Regions from separate parts of the Homo sapiens genome. Here all the other regions are linked to region 1. The links are chromatin loops, found by intact Hi-C in ENCODE. Cell type or tissue: MCF 10A. All regions are shown on one strand. Each heading gives the region's core, and the rest is flanking DNA. Links, peaks and the distances in the headings are about the cores only. Region 1 has its middle 94 kb from the start of RFC3. Region 2 has its middle 23 kb from the start of LINC02344. Region 3 has its middle 110 kb from the start of LINC02344.

The links. Hi-C counts contacts between places; a loop is a spot of excess contacts. Peaks named below come from ENCODE experiments on the same cell type or tissue, not always from the same donor. Only the 100,000 strongest peaks of a DNase experiment are listed, where the experiment ranks them.
Region 2: a loop joins it to region 1, with 4 times the contacts of the local background. A loop is called at or near these places in 2 of 110 quality-filtered maps.
Region 3: a loop joins it to region 1, with 3 times the contacts of the local background. A loop is called at or near these places in 3 of 110 quality-filtered maps.

Annotation. Positions count from the first base shown.
Region 1 is chr13:33,721,227-33,727,002 of GRCh38, forward strand. No RefSeq gene overlaps it. Among named protein-coding and RNA genes, the nearest start is that of RFC3, 94 kb to the right of the region's middle. RefSeq lists a silencer at 2,719-2,888. In MCF 10A, for the core only: a CTCF peak has its summit at 2,804 (motif pointing left); a DNase peak (open chromatin) is centred at 2,775.
Region 2 is chr13:33,309,361-33,315,136 of GRCh38, forward strand. It overlaps a transcript of STARD13 not described here. Among named protein-coding and RNA genes, the nearest start is that of LINC02344, 23 kb to the right of the region's middle. In MCF 10A, for the core only: a CTCF peak has its summit at 2,964; no DNase peak of the experiment used is centred there.
Region 3 is chr13:33,438,796-33,444,571 of GRCh38, forward strand. It overlaps a transcript of STARD13 not described here. Among named protein-coding and RNA genes, the nearest start is that of LINC02344, 110 kb to the left of the region's middle. In MCF 10A, for the core only: a CTCF peak has its summit at 2,460 (motif pointing left); a DNase peak (open chromatin) is centred at 2,406.

The DNA.
Region 1 (5,776 bases), core at 1,244-3,743:
ATTGCTTTATCTTTTGGAATCCTTAATTCCACGCAAGCAACACTTGCATGCAGTTTCCATTTTATAGATGAGGTATCTCAAGTTCAGAGAAGTTCAGTACCTTGACTAAGGACAAAACTAAAACAGAGCCGACTGAAGAATTGCAATCTTTCATTGTAGTCTACAGTTCAATAACAACACTGAATAGGGGTTGTGGGTAAATAAGGAATGAAGTTTTCTGTCTCCAAGGAGAAGGCATCCTGAGTCTTTGGGAGACAGCAGTAGTAATGGCAGTGAAAGCAGATAAACCTTGTTCAAAACAGGTTATCTGCTTATCAAAGCACCAACTACTGAGACATCAACTGATTTCCTCATGCTCAGAGCCTGTACACAAGAGGAACAAAGTTTGGTACCAAAAATTGGTGTGGTTCAAAGAAGTGGGGACTATACAATAAAGAAAAGCTGTATTGTTCTAAGTAAATTTTCTTTTGTATTTCATGAGGTCACAAATAGTTCTAGCATTTTTCCCCCTTGGCTTTCTTTTGGAGAGGACATTACAAATGATAGTGATTCGATGACAGACATTCTTTTTCCCCAAGTGGTTCAGAGCATTCCAAAGGACACAAGGCTATTTTTATTCAGTGGAGCTTGGGACTCTTGGTAGGAAAAGATCTGCAGTGCTGCTGTCCTTCTGATAAAAGGAACAAACATGTTCTTGAACAATCTTGAAAGGATGACACAGCTCATGGAAAATCCAGGAAATGCAGATGTTATTACTGTATGAGAATCACAAGACATGATCTCAGAGATAATTTAGTACAGCATGATTGAGCAGCAGAGGAATATGGAAATTTGTAACTGATAAATGGTGGTAGCTGGGCCAGATTTTGAGAGGTGGTTTGAAAGCTTTAACAGACAGATTACTTAAAGTCATTTAATGGATTTCAGCTCCAACACTGACTTATTTTAATAAACGAAATGCTAATTTGGGCCTCATGCATTCTTTTATATATTCAATTCATGAGGTTGGAAACATTGATCTTTATATTCCTGAGAAACAATTTAATTAGACCTGTAAATGGCTCTTAAAGTACAAATAATGAGAACCAACTATTTGGAAGTGACTTCAAGACTGGCTTGCAAAGAGTGTATAAGTTTCTATTTGATGGTGTAATTACCCATTTGCAAGAGTCACATACACAGGCCAAATCTCCTAATTGATTTACTTAGTAACATGTAACATTGAGGTCACATTACATTAGCAAGGGGAAATGGAAGGCAGAATTATTTACCTTGATACTATAAACGAGAATAAACAAATGATACTTCAATTATCTGATTCTTTCAAATGAGACATTTGAGGTATAAGAATCTGAATTGCATTGTTACTGAATTTCACATTGATACTAGACAGTCTCAGAGTCAGAAAGCCAACGTTTTACATAGAGACTTTAGAGACATTTTTGTCTGTGTAAGTAACTTTTATACAGCTCAATTTGCCAGTATGTGACTTATCTATTTATACATGGGCCAAGTACTTGACTAGTTTTTTAACTTTCCAGTTTTATAAAAATGAAAGTGAAAGAGTCCAAATACTATTTTCATAACTGTCAACTAATTCATAGTTACAGTAACCAGAAAATAGAATAGCGTGTAGGCATTGGACTGAACACAAGGACTTTATTGGATTTTCTTTACTATAATAATATTCCTGGACTTCCCAATTTCATGTGCTTGAAAAATTTAGAAAACATCTTGCTGTAAATCCATACTGCAGATTACTCAAAGGCTTGGGAATATGATTCAAGAGGAAATTCTTTAGATCTGGGATAATTCACTTCTATTTTTCAAGGGCTTTTGTTTTAAGGATACCTGGAAAATCATAAAATCAGATGGGATTTAAGAGTTATTTAATCTAGTGGTACCTATGCACCAGTCATTAGATCTGTGCTGGGCTGCCTGCCTACACATTTTTAGCTAATTTCCATGTCTTCAGACAAGAAAAATGTTTTCCAAGGAAAACAGTTCTTTTGGATTTTTTTTTAAGTGCAATTTCTGGGCCCTGCCCTAGATTTTCTGACTGAGCAAATTTATAGGCAAGGCCCTGGAATCTGTATTTTTTTAAAAAGCTTCCCCGGTGATTTTGAGATCCAGCCATTTGTGGAAACCCACTGATGTTAGTCCAATCTCTTTGTTTTCCAGATGCAAAATCTGAGGCCCACCTTGTCCCAGCTAAGCAAGTGAGGGAGAGGAATCCAGAGCCCTGACTTGTAATTCATTTTTTTTTTGTGTGCTTCTCATTCACTAGGCACATCTGCTGATCAAATCCTTCCCATACCCTCTGGATTCAGAACAAGAGGAAGTGCACATATGTCCACAACAATTTCCCAACACTAGGGAGTATTGATTTGCTGGGGGAGCAAGTGGCATCTCCCTCCCTGGAAAATTTTAAAACCAAAAGAAAAAGTTTAACTGGCTGATAATTTATAAATGAAATCCTCTCTGAAGATAGGAAGATGGGCTAGATAATGTTTTATCTCTTCTAGCCCTAACTTTCCATGCTCCTATAATTTAGTAACAAAAGGAACCCATGCACTTTCTTTTTTTTTAAGACAGTTTCTCCAGAAGCTTCCATGTGTGGAGAAACTTACTCTCTTCCTCCTTCTTCTATTTATCTTTTCTTATCTGAAAGGAGGACTACACTGTAAACATCTACATATGCAAAACCCATGCCTTTGGTACACACCTACCACTTTCAGATCAAACCGACAGCCTAAGTGGCCAGGCTGGCAGCTGGTTTAGGATAAATACAACAGCACCACCTTGTGTTGCGTTTCTGGGAGAATTTACCACTTCAGCAGGACAAAGACTTGGGCCGGGATGGGTGGCTCAGGATACAGCAACTATTCCTTTACTTTCCCTGCTGGGAGCAAATGCTAGCCATTTCGAAAAACCTTTTTGTTTGTTATCAGCCTACAATTTTCTTCTATAAATTCTGTAATTTTTAAAATATAAAAGGTAGCTGAGAAATGGAAATGCAGAAATAAACATATATTAATAAAAGCCTGGGTAAGCACAGTGCTATAGTAAATATTGTAGAGAAAAAGTTAATGTCAGCTTTTATTGCAAAAGACTTGATAGTAAATGTACATTTAATGCTATTGTGATTTAACACTTTCTCTAAAGATTCTCCCATATTTGGGGAGGTAGCTTTTAAACTATGTATTTGCCTATTAAGGGAAGAAAAGAATGTTTCACTTTCTCATAACCATTCTGGGTGAGCCTGGATAAAGTCTTTGTTTTCCCCAAGTATAGTTGTAGATTCACATATATAAATATATATAGATATATATGAATATATATATAATATTCATATTATACCTTGTATTCCCCAAGCATGGTTGTAGATTCATATACTATATGTGTACATATATAATATACATATGCACATATATATTTGCATCTTTGCTGTGGAGCAAGCTAAAAATTTAATATGTGAATATCAACATGGGACTGAAAGACCATAAAGACCAGAAAATCGACATATTTGCTAAACAAATATGTCAAATGTCTGATATTTTCAACAGAAAGAACATGACTAATTAAGGAAGATTATTTCCAGTTGTAATTTGAAATGTCAAGATTAGTGTAACAAATCAGCAATTCTTTGTCTCTGAAATCATCTGGAAAATTGAGCTAAGGCCTTACAAGCTACACATTATTATGGGAAGAGAAGTTACAGGATTAGAAAGTAGCAAACCAGGCATTCGGGGCCTTGCTGGGGCTGGCCATGCAGAAAAACTTACCCAGAAAATCCTGCAGAAAGCTCAGTAATGTTACTTTTAGTTGTAAAAGAGGATTTGGTCTTCAAAGTTTATTTGCCATTGTTCACCCAGTCTTTAGCACGTATATTTACTGTGCTGAGCTAATAACTTTGAATTAGACTTTACAAATAAGAAGGAAAAATTATGTCTTAGTTCCTCATGTGCTTTCTTGTGGAAGGCCAGACAAGTAGCACATTTGATTAGGCAATATTTCTAAGTTTTGGATAATTTTTCTGATATTGTATTCTCCAATTAAATTGTAATCTAATTTATAAAAATACTAAATATATAGTTATGAAGGGTGCACTACAATTTTAAAGAATGTGGAATGTTCAGGTGTGAATCATGAACTTGGAGGGCTTCTAGTAAATACCAGTTGGCAAATACAATGTCATATCAATATGAAGAAAATGCTCTTCTTTTCTTCAAACAAACGCAATCTCAAAAACTCCCAAGGGCTATTCCATTTGTGTACTTATCAGTCACTTGACTGCTTTCCTAATCACTGTTTTCTAGTCCCAGTTCTGTGCACAAAGGAAAGTTCCACCCCGTTCCCCAACCCTGCACTCAGGATCACTCCCCATCAAATGGTGCCTACCTGGAGCAGAATGTTGATTTCACACTTGCTCCAAATGTTCTTCTTCCTTCCATTAGACTTTCACTTAAAATTTATTTTTTGGTAGAATTTGAGTTCCAGGGAGAGTATGGACTTAATTTCTAGTGGCTCTTAATTCTGTACTGCCACCCAGATGGCTTCCAGCTACATGGCTTTTTTGTCACAGGACAAAGCAATGACTGTGGATAATGAAAAAATAATAATTTTCTAGAATGGTGGAATAATTTTAGACACTATTAGTGTTTATTAATTGGGTTGTGTATTAGTCTGCTTGGGCTGCCACAGCAAAATACCCCAGACTGGGAGGCTTAAAGAACAAAAGTTTAGGCCGGGCAAGGTGGCTCACACCTGTAATCCCAGTAATTTGGGAGGTCAAGGCAGGTGGATCACCTGAGGTCAGGAGTTCGAGACCAGCCTGGCCGACATGGTGAAACCCTGTGTCTACTAATAATACAAAAAAATTAGCCAGGCGTGGTGGCTTACACCTGTAATCCCAGCTACTTGGGAGGCTGAGGCAGGAGAATCGCTTAAACTCGGGAGGTGGAGATTGCAGTGAACCAAGGTCGCGCCATTGCACTTCAGCCTGGTGACAGAGTGAGACCCTGTCTCTAAAAAAAAAAGAAAGAAAGAAAGAAAGAAAGAAAGAAAGAAAGAAAGAAAAGAACAGGACAGAAGTTTATTTTCTACAGGTTCTGGAGGATAGAAATCCAACATCCAGGTGCCAGTAGGGTTGGTTTCTGGTTGCAAATGGTCACCATCTTGCTATGTCCTTACATGGTCTTTTTTCTGTAAGCATGGAGAGACAGAGAGAACGCTGGTGTCTCTTCTTCTTATAAGGGCACCAGTCTTATCAGATTAGGACCCCACCCTTATGATTTCATTTAACCTTAATTACTTTGAAAAGCTTATGTCCATATATGGTCACCCTAGGGTTAGTGCTTCAACACATGGAATTTTAGAGGGGACACAATTTAGTCCCTAATAGATGGTAACATAACTTGAACCTGGGAGGTGGAGGTTGCAGTGAGCTGAGATTGCACCACTGCGTTCCAGCCTGGGTGACAGAGCGAGACTCTGTCAAAAAAAAAAAAAAAAATCACCGAAGTTGGATAACCACAAAATGGATGTAATAACACAGCCCTGTCCTAACTTGGTTCTGACAGTGTCACATAGGAAAAACGTTTTAGAGTTAGAATTGCAACCTCTTGCTTCCAAGTGCCTATTTTACGTTAACTACTATGTTTTATTTTCCCAAATCTTCAACATTATGCTTTTAGAGGCAATTTTCAGAACTAGGTTTTTTTTTCTTATTTATACGCTGAAGTGTTATATATGTGATAAACAAGAAGACAAAATG
Region 2 (5,776 bases), core at 1,984-4,483, 410 kb before region 1:
AAGTCAAAGCCTTCACAATCAGGGTGATAATGAAAATTGGAGTTGTGGGTCAGCTCTTAGCTCTATGCAAGGAGACACCTGACCAACTAATGTCTCAGGATGAAGGTCAAGATCAAGAGAAGGCAGGAGAGAAGCTGGTGCAATGGTAACACTTTCAAAGCACAGAGTTCGCTATTGAGGCAGAAGGTTTGCAAGGAGGAGAGAGGAGAGAGAACAGCCGTATTCAACTACTGTTTCATTCAAATACTGTACACTGAATGAGAACCCTATAAAGCACTGGTAATCTGTAACAACTGCCCTGTGTTCAGGATTTCCTAGTCCCACTCAGGACATTTGCCACAGTTTTGTAGAATTTGCAACGTTTCTTAGACTGCACATAATATTATAGCAGAAAAGACAGCAGGAAATACTGATAATCTCCACTGGGAATGAATGTATGGTACAGAAAGAGTCTCTTCTGAGTCAAAGGTTTACCTCCAAGAGAGGGATTGGGGATGGGGAAAATATGTGTTCTTAAGCTCTGACCCACCTGTTCCTGTGTGTTTTTCCTTCATATGGAATCACATTTCTAGATCTAGCTCTGTGAATGATCTATCTCTGATTCATTTTTTACAACTTTTATGTAGGGTCTATTGACATCATGCTCTCCTAAGAGAAGAAAGTGGATGTATATATAGAGAATAATGACTTGCAAAGGCTTTCTTCTTCCCAGTGTTTGGATAGTTAGGAATACAGGGCCACACTGAGTTCTTTTCAACTGCAAGTTAGACGGCAGCAGGCAGCTGTTGCTCACTTGGTTCTTGGGAGACCACGTTGCTGACACCCTCCTGGATGCATTGATGGCCCTAATTCCCCCTTTGCTAGCAAAGGTGCTGGTGGTTCTTCCGGCTGTCAATGAGTTTAAGACAAGACTGCAGGAAAAGAAATAATTAGGGGATTGCAAAAGGGAAACATATTTTACAAAATATTTTCATAGGATTATAATAGAATATTTTGCACCCTCCAGCCTTCTTCTTTATAAGTGAAAGTTACACAACTCTAGGCTGTAATTCAGGAAAACTGCACAGACTGATAAATAGCAGTAATTATATCATTGAAGGCAACTGAGCAGGAAGGTTAATAAAACACTGCCAACTCTCTTGCGATATAAAACTTGCATTGCTGGTTCTTCTCCTTTATTATAAAAAAATAACAAACTAAATGAATGTGGGCATTCATGAAATATCATTAATATTCTGAACTTTTTGAAAACAGACTGCTTTCTTATTCACCTTGAATAAAATTCAATATATATATTGAATTTTAATATATAATCTTTTCACCTTCTACTCATTGTGTATAATACTTCTCAGAGGCAGCAGGATGTAGTAGAAAGTAGTCATGCATCACTTAATGATGGGGACATGTTCTGAGAAATGTGTCCTTAGGCAATTTCATCATTGTGCGAGCATCACAGTTTGCAAACAAACCTAGATGGTAGAACCTATGACACACCCAGGCTATCTGGTATGGCCTATTGCTCCTAGGCTACAAACCTGCACAGCATGTTACTGTACTGAATACTGCAGGCAACTGTAACCCAATGGTAAGTATTTGTGTATCTAAGTCCATCTAGACATAGAAAAGGTACAGTAAAAATACAGTATAAAAGATAGGCTGGGTGAGGTCGCTCACCCCTTTGATCCCAGCACTTTGGAAGGTCAAGGCAGGATCACTTAAGCCCAGAAGTTTGAGACCCACCTGGGCAACATAATAAGACACCATTTCTTAAAAAAAAAAAAAAAAAAATAGTTGGGTGTGGTAGCATGCACCTGTGGTCCCAGCTACTCGGGAGGCTGAGGCGGGATGATCTCTTGAGCCAGAGAGGTCAAGGCTGCTGTGAGTCATGATTGCACCACTGCACTCCAGCCTGGGCAACAGAGTGAGACCCTGTCTCAAAAAAATAAAACTAAAAATAAAAAGATAAAAAGAGTGCACCTGTATAGGGCAGCTCCATTATAATCTTATGGAAACACTATCATATATGTGGTCCATTGTTGACCAAAACATCATTTTATGGCATATGACATGGATTTTTAGGAAAGAACTGGGTTCAAATCCCAACTCGCCAACTTCATCAGCTGTGCTCTTGGGAAGCCTACTTAATCTCTCTGAGCTTCTGTTTCTTTATTTGCAAAATGCAGATAGGAGATGTTTACCTTATACCATGATTTTGAGTATAAATCAGATTATTAAAAGTGCTTTGTAAACTATATATTTTAGTTGTAATCTTATTTACGTATTTCATCACTTGTAGTCTGAAGTTATCCATCTCTCTGTTCATTGAGTCAAAACGGAATATTTAGTGGGCTCCTTTTTGGTTCTGGGATACAGAGATGAAAGCACAAAGGCTGAGACATTCAAGAGCTCATGGCTCAGAGGAGGCAGGCAGCCGTGAGAGAAGATGAGGCCAAGGGCAGGGCCAAGTCCTTTCTCAGCATAGGTGGGAAGCACCTTGGTAGGCAAGAGATGCTTTTCTTGCATGTGGATTATCCAGTAAGTTCTATGTTAAAGCAGGGGGCAGAGAGGTAGGGAAAGTGTAATTCTTTCATTTCCCAAAAAACACTTAATGCTGTTTCTATAAGAAAAAAAGTTAATGCTACAGGATTTGTCACCTATTGGATATGCAGTTCGTGTCAGAACAAATGGTTGTTTCTCCTTAGAAAGTTGTGCTTGAAGCATTTCATGAAATATCCATGTTTTGTTTTACACAATATACATAAAAGCTGCAGTAACATGTAATCAACAAACATTTTTACTGTTTATCTTAGGGTTTCATTTGCTTTGACTATAAAATACAAGGTTCCATATTTAAACCCATGCATTTATTAAAGAGAAACAAGTCATTGTGTCCTAGGGACAAAACGTTATGTTCCTGTTCCTCTTATTTTCTTTTTCCTTTTCTCTGAATGGCAATCCTGGGTTCTAGATGCCACCTAGCTGGGGAAGATAGTCTTTCAAGTTGAAATTCCCTTGTCAGGGGTGTTTTGTGCCTATATTCCTATCTAGAGAAACTAACCCATGCCTTTCCTGCTCCACCCCTTTTCTCCGGCCTTTTCTGCCCTCACCCCACCCCCATCCTCTCATTTTGCGTGACTCTACATTTCCACATTTGTGCTTGACTCGGGATGCAGGTAAAAGTCAAAAGATGGTATCATTAAAACAAGGAGAAAAATGAGACATTTGTTCATTCTCAATGTGTTTGGCATGAATACTTTCTAATATATATTATAATTTTTGCTTTGTGGACTTGCTCCTTCTAAATGAGTCAGTGTAGATGGTGGTGGTAATTTATTTGAGTAGACATGTGGCAACATGGCTTTCCTTTGCAAATCAAAACAAACAGAAACTCTGCTGATTGAGTATGCCAGGACCTGTTGTTGGACACAGAGACAAATTTTATTTTAGAACATCTTATTCAGATCAAAGTAACAACAACATTTGTAATAATAAACAACAAAAATTCCATAAAGCACGGTCCATTTGTTGAGCCAGATTTACCAGGGTTCTACTTGAACTCTTTTCCTAAGTAATAACATTGTTCCTAGGTGATAACAATTCTAAGCCAACTGTGATGAGTTCCAGAACATTTGGATCCTAGTTAGCGGAACTGAAGTTCTGAATCCAAGCCCATAATTTGCTTTTAATCTCTTCAGAGAATGGCCAGTTTTGCTGTTGGATATGAAAGACTGTAGATTGTTGGGGACACACACAAATAGAAATTGTATAAGCATCCAGTAAAAGTAAACATTATTTAAAGTATTACTGATGGGAATTTTTAAAATTTATCATGAGTGCATTGCTGTAGATATCTGCTTTTAGTAAACAGGATATTTGGAATGAAAAAAATGTGTTATCCAAGGGGAAATTTTATTACAATGTAGCATTAATTAATGCTTGCTTTATTAATTAAAAATTAACAGGAACTCAATAAGCAGAAGCCACCAATCCCATTAAATATTTCCATTTGTATGTCCTTCAGCCACCCTGATTTGGCATCCATGGTCCTAATTCTTTCTCTTCCAACTTGCTAATCTTTCATGCCTGAAAGTTCGCATATGATGCTGACCCTTGCCAGAGCATCTTCCCTTTTCTCCATTCTCTGGTGAATTTCTACCTAGATTTAAACATTCTCTTGAGAATCCTCTTTTCTGGAAAGCATCCCACAATCCACTTGTCCCAACTCCACCTTTCTCTAATTTGTTGGCTCCCACAGAACCCCAAGCTGATGTTTTTCAGCTGCATGTAGCACAATTCCACTCCTTCACTTTATTAAATGAGTAATACAACTGATGTTGACAGACTAGAAATGACCAAGATCATAATGATAATAAATAGCAGAGCCAATACTCTAATCCAAGTCCTCTTACTCTAGGGCAATCATTAAACTCTCCTTAGCTGACTGACTTCATAGCTACCTGACCTTTTTTGAAACCTCTTACTTTTGCCTAGCAAAACAACTCATCATCGTCTTTTCCCAAGCATTTACAGATACCATGTTGCACCCCCTTAAAATACTCTCTGACCTTCTTTGGGCTAATCTCCATCTTTTCTATAATTATATTTTTGATATGATAGTTAGGTACTTTCATCCTTTTCCATGTATCTCCATCACACACATGGCTGTGGTCACATGCCATCTGTAACTGCCATCAGTAAGTCAACCCTGCCATCAGTGCGTGAATCCTTAGAGCTAGATGTGGCATAGTTAACTGTGACATTAGGAGGAATACCGGTAAGGGCTGGCACCTGGAGAGAGACCCCTCTCCAAGGAATGAGATAAGAGCAAATCTAATTATGGTAGCTGTCAGGCCAAGCCCAAGCTGAGGGATAAGAACTGGATAGGTACCCAAAGTCCAGCAGAGATAGTGGCATCAGAGAAACTCCATAGTGGGCAAAACCCAGTGATGGCTAACTCAAGGGCAACAGACAAAGCAGGCAAGAGTCAACAGTTACTCCTGGGCACCAATAGTGATTTGGAGCAGGACTACAGCCACGGTGGTAGGAATGTCATGGGCAATGACGAAATGCTTAGATGTGTTATCAGGATAAGGACTTTGGCATAAGGGATTATAGCAGAAGGCCAGTTATCTGAATCAAGACATGGAAGAAAAGCCAAAATAATTGCAACTGCGATTAAATACCATATTCTAGGCTCTTTGTTAAGTATTTTTATGCATATAGCAGACATTTCATAAATATTTGATAAGTGAATGAAACCAATGTCTCATTTAATTCTTATAACAACCAATAACACAACCGAGCACCTAATGAGATCAGTATTATTATCCCTATGCTACAGACAAAGAAATGACCAGAAAACTAAGCAGTAGAGCCAGAATTCAAACCCATGTCTGTTAGAACACCACAGCTGGGTTCCTTCCCCAGTACTAGCTTGCATTGGTGCTTTATTCCACCTATTTAATAATGAGCAATCAAGTTCTTAAGACTGGAAGTGATGTATTTTATAATCTCTGTACCTGATAATATAATCTATGGAGAGTACATGTGGTTGACTAAGAATTATTTAGGTTATAGAATGAGACAAAGCCAAAACAAATGACACACAAACACTTTTTTTAAAAAAAAGTTAGGAAGAGTGCACTTTTTCATTGGAAGTTATAATGTACATAAGATCTGGATGATGTGTGTCCTCTGTAACATCCTTGGAGAGAAATAACAGAAAACACTTTGCAAAATACTTTGTCAAGGAACAGACAGATGCTCATCTTCAGTA
Region 3 (5,776 bases), core at 1,278-3,777, 280 kb before region 1:
AAACTGGTTCTCAGCAGATTATAGAAAAATGAGTGTATAAAAATGGAAATAATGCTGGCACCAATGCAGATAAGGGTAGCATCAGACTATTGCTTTTAGAGGCATTATTTGACAAGATACTTCAAAATTGGGCTTTAAAGATATAAACTCAGAGAAAAGTGTTAACTTTCAAGTCTAGCAATACGCTATCTACAAGATATGAAGAATACATGCAGTGGAATCACATAAAGGGCTTTGAAGGGGTTCCTTTCTATGTATAAGCATGTAAATGACCGTATGAAGTGAGGACTGATATGGAGATTTCAGAATGTCTTATCCATAATGACTATTCAAATGAAAAGTACAACAACAGCTGCTAAAGAGTTGGTAAGAAGTGGTGATTCAAGATTGGTTAGCTGTTAGTTTACATAGTCATTAAAATAAGATTCCACAAATAAAGCTGCCAAGTATTCAGATTTATACAGAACATTTCCAAATACAAAAGCTATACAAATAAACCACTACCCTCATATATGCCTTATTTTCAAGAGGCCTTACCTTCGAAGCAGATGTTTCAGTAAAGGTGCAATCTTTTATTTAATTCCTATTTAACTTACAAGGTACATTTCAAGATAAAGACTGGTTATGCAAAGCAACTTCTTTCTGTGTAAAATCAACTTTACAAAATGGAGATAAACTCAGCAGCATGGCTGCATGAGGACCAGAGAAAACCCAATGAACTTTTCCAATTTTCAAAATGCAGGTCAAATTCTGATTTAACATCATACTGTATCCATCAACTTTGCATCCATGATTCAGCAACACTTATGGCATGTTTAAATTTATAGGGATGAGGCAAAGCTCTCCAAACAACTTTTATACATAAACAGGAAAACATTTTCTCAGGGAGACTTACCCACTCTTTCTTTGGGTCTGTTATCAGAGAGCACCTGTAAAAAAACAGTATCACTCTTAATATCTCAAAATTATACCACTTTTGTGAAGAATATTGAGTTTGAGACAAAAAATAAGATTGTAAAATTAGAATCAAATGGCCTCCAGAAATGAAAATAAAATGCCAACTGAGGCATGAAGATTGAATGATTTTAGGAACTACACAAATCATCAGGAATCATAAAAGTCATCAAAATACTCATTCATGGGGAAGACGCATTAAATGTATTTTTCTCTGACTTAAGTAAAGATTTATACAATACAGGCCTTGTGCAGTGGCTCATGCCTGTAATCCCAGCAATTCAGCAGGCCTAGGTGGGAGTTCCAGGCTTGAGCCGAGGAGTTCGAAATCAGACTGGGCAACATAGCGAGACACCCTGCTCTACAAAAAAATTTTAAAATTAGCCGAGCATGGTGGCATGTGCCTGTAGTCTCAGCTACTTGGAAGGCTAAGGTGGGAGGATCTCTTGAGCCTGGGAGGCAGAGGTTGCAGTGAACCGTGATCGTGTCACTGCACTCCAGCCTGGGCGACAGAACGAGGCAAAAAAAAAAAAAAAAGATTTACATGATACCATGTGTCTATTTAGTAACTGAGAAGAAGACTAAAGTCTAGTTTTAATCCACTGCTCCAGGGCCCTGGTGCCACCAATAGTCTCCTTAGTGCTAAAGCCAGGCCCTGCGTCACTGTGTCTCTCAGTGACATCACAGGCCCTAACTCAGCTGACTACTCCTTCCTTCTGCAACTTTATCCTTCTGGCCTTCTGAATCCCATGCTGTCCCTGCTGTCTTTTCTACCCCTCTGCTTGTTCCGTATCATTTTCTTGGTGGGCTCTCCTTTTGCTTGTGCCCTTCTTATATGCTGATTTCATTTACTTAAGTTTTATTTTGTCTTGTTAGGGATGGGTGCTGGCCCTTCTTCCCTTCTCACTTTGCACCTTCTTCCAGGGTGATCTCATGTACTTTCCATCCATATTCTGATAACCTTCAGGTTTAGATCTCCAACTTAGGTCTCTTTCCTTGAGCTCCAGGAAAACAGCGATTTTTTTTTTTTTTTTTTTTTTTTTTAAGATAGAGTCTCACTCTGTCACCCAAGGCCAGGCTGGTCTCGAACTCCTGAACTCAAGTGATCCGCCCACCTCGGCCTCTCAAAGTGCTGGGATTACAGGCATGAGCCACCGTGACTGGCCAAGAACAAACTGTTGATTGCACATTTGCCTTTGGACATTTCACATCAGACACCTCAAACTCTGTGTCCAAAACTCAACGTCCTCTCCTCCCCTCCCACCTCCTCCTCCACCTCCTTGTCCACACACACATACAGATCCCCTGTCTATGTTCCCTCTGTCTTGGTGAATGGTGTTTCCATCTACCTGTTTGCTCAAATCAGAAACTCAAAGATCACCCATGACTCCTTCCTGTCCTCACTACATCCTGCTGAAGCCTACTTCCAAATGTTGCTTGAATCCATCTGCTTCTTTTCATCCCTGCTGCCACCTCCTGGGCAACATTCAGGTAATACCTAGAAAATTGCAATAGTTTCCTAACTTCTTAGTCCGATTCTAGTCTTAATTCTCTCCAATCTATATTCTCAGCCAGTGTGATTCCTTCAAAATCAATGTGATCACTTCAATCTTCTTAAAATCCTTCAATGATTCCTCATTACTCTAAGAATAAATACAGTTTTGTGGTTAAGATAATATGTTTAGCAATCAGAAAGACAGTTCCTAGCCATATGACCTTAAAAAAGTGACCACATTTCTCTAAGCCTCATTTCCTCATCAGTAAAATGGGGTTGCTTTGAGGAGTAAGTACAAAAATTCAGGGGATGTCCTGAGCCCCAAGTGTAGCAGAGAAAAGGTATACAGTAAATATTGGTTGATTATTGTGAAGGAAATTCGGAAAAACAGATGCTTACGATTATTAACTTTTTCAAAGTATCAGGTACACAGTATTCTACAAGAGTCAGTCAGGAAAGAGGCAAAATGATGATGCAGTTAAAGCTTTGTCCTTGATACCACAGTTCCTTCCCATCCCATTGTTTGTGTTTCTCCCTATATTCTACGCCTGTGCTCATACTTGCCCCGGGAAAAAGCAAATCCACAAAAGAGTTGGTAAGTGACAATAAGATCCACTTTTCCCAAGGATATTCACATATGAAAGGGACATCATTTGACAATAAACACCAATAAAAGAACTTCATTTCATTTTAATAAATGGTGCAACTTCAGACATTTGTGACACACAGAGGAGAAAAGATCCCTCCATATTTTTAAACTAATATCAGTGGTTCTGACTTGGTCTGGAAGCAAATATATTTAATGACTATTTGACCTGGAATAAGAAACAGAGTAAACTTAGAAAGTAAAATAAGCTGTGTTACTTGAACATAATAAAACATTAAGCATTATTCTCTAAATACAATAATGTTCTGACAATCATGTAAATTAGAAATAACCCAGTAGAATTCTTCCATTTCAGCTGTTTAAAAATTCTCACTTACGAACTAAGAGCAATTGCTGCCGAAAAATTTAAGCCTCACGGCTTGAAAAGGAAACAAAACACAGAAGTATGCTTTCTCAGCCACACCTTGAGATGGAGTGCTAACAGAGCTACTCATACATTAATAATAATAATAATAAATAATCCTTGGCACAATAACTGAAAGTCAGATTACTTGATTTCAAAATAAATCAATGCAACCCAACTGAAATAGGAATTCCAGAGAGAATATTTGACAAAAGTATGGCCAAGTATTATCTTGTCCTAAATGTAGAATATTTAAAAGGTAAACAGAGTTTGAATTTGATGAATATATGAATGTATACAGAATAGGAACATTTCAAGTGCGAGGTATCATGATGAGATAAAAGGAGAAACTAATTATCTGAAATTAAAGCAACAAAAGTTAGTGTTTTGAAAAATGAAAAATATTTGAAAAATATTACTGAAGTTCAAAGATGTTAGAGATATTAAAAATGAGCCCCTCATGTATCTACCATTTTAGTAGTACATGAAACATTAGAAGCAGAGGCATAGGGGCCCTCATTTCCCAGGAAAATTGATGAGGCAAAAAATGAATACATAACACCCATTTTCCATAATATATTAATTGTAAAACATTCATAAATGTGATGGTGAACATATTCTTCTTTATGGATTATATAGCAATATTTTAACATAATAATCTTCACTTAAAATCACAGGATGCCAGGGGCCAGGGCAAGAAGGAATAGGGAGTTATTGATTAATTGGTACAGAGTTCAGTTTTACAAGATGAAGAGTTCTGGAGATGGACAGTGGGGTTGGTTGCATAACAATCTGAATGTTCTTAATACCACTGAACTGTACACTTAAAAATGGTTAGGATGGGCTGGGCGCAGTGGCTCACCCCTGTAATCCCAGCACTTTGGGAGGACGAGGCGGGCGGATCACAAGGTCAGGAGATGAGACCATCCTGGCTAACACGGTGAAGACCCGTCTCTACTAAAAATACAAAAAATTAGCCAGGCGTGGTGGCAGGTGCCTGTAGTTCCAGCTACTCGGGAGGCTGAGGCAGGAGAATGCCTTGAACCCAGGAGGTGGAGCTTGCAGTGAGCCAAGATAGTGCCACTGCACTCTAGCCTGGGCAACAAAGCGAGATTCTGTCTCAAAAAAAAAAAAAAAATTGGTTAGGATGATAAATTTTATGTTAAGTGAATTTCATAACAATTAATAAAAAGGGTCCCCCCCCCAAAAAAAAAACACTAGAAGCACACACTCTATTGCAACCCCGTATATTGAACCTCCTGCTGCTTCCTACTTCAAACCCCTCTGTTTGGAAATCCAAATAGAAACTCTTTAGAACTTAGCAATATAACACATTAAGAGGATGTCTCGGCCATGTGTGGTGGCTCACGCCTGTAATCCCAGCACTTTCGGAGGCCAAGGTGGGTGGATCACTAGGTCAGGAGTTCAAGACCAGCGTGGCCAACATGATGAAACCCCGTCTCTACTGAAAATACAAAAATTAGCTGGACGTGGTGATGTGCACCTGTAATCCCAGCTACTTGGGAGGCTGAGGCAGGAGAATCATTTGGACCCAGGAGATGGAGGCTGCAGTGAGCTGAGCCGAGATTGTGCCACTGCACTCCAGCCTGGGCAACAGAGCGAGACTCAGTCTCAAAAAAAAAAAAAAAAAAAAAAGAAGATATCTCTAAAATCCAAAATGTGACTTATGGATAGACAATTTTAGAAAACTGCTCCTATTGGGGGGATAATTATTCATACTCACCTAATAATCCTGAGATTATAGTTAGCTCTATAAACATGAAGGAAGGGTACACTTTGGAGCAGATGTGAAATGATGTCACTTATTCACTGATGTCAGTATAGTTAGATCACGTGTCTCTCGACCACCAGTGGGTTTTCTCTGGGTATTGTATTCACTAAACATTTGCCGAGTGCTTAGTCAGTATATAGATACACACATTTCTAGCACTATGCTAGGTGCTTAACCCTTTCTGTTGTGTAGGTGGCTTGGAGCAGGTAAGTGGTCTATATTGGAGATCCAAGAACTCTAGAACTGTAAGAATTATCTCATGGATAATTCATGGATAACTATTAGAATTATCTCATGGATAATTCTCATGGAAAAAACATGACTGTAGTTTTGCCATTTATCACAGACCACAGATAGCATAAACCATGTTTGGGTGGCTTCAGTTCCTTCTTAATTAGCAGTAAATTCCTTTGAGTTACATTTAAGGGTAATTTGCAGGCCAGGTGCAGTGGCTCATGCCTGTAATCCCAGTACTTTGGGAGGCCAAGGTGGGAGGATTACTTGAGGCAGTGAGTTTGAGATCAG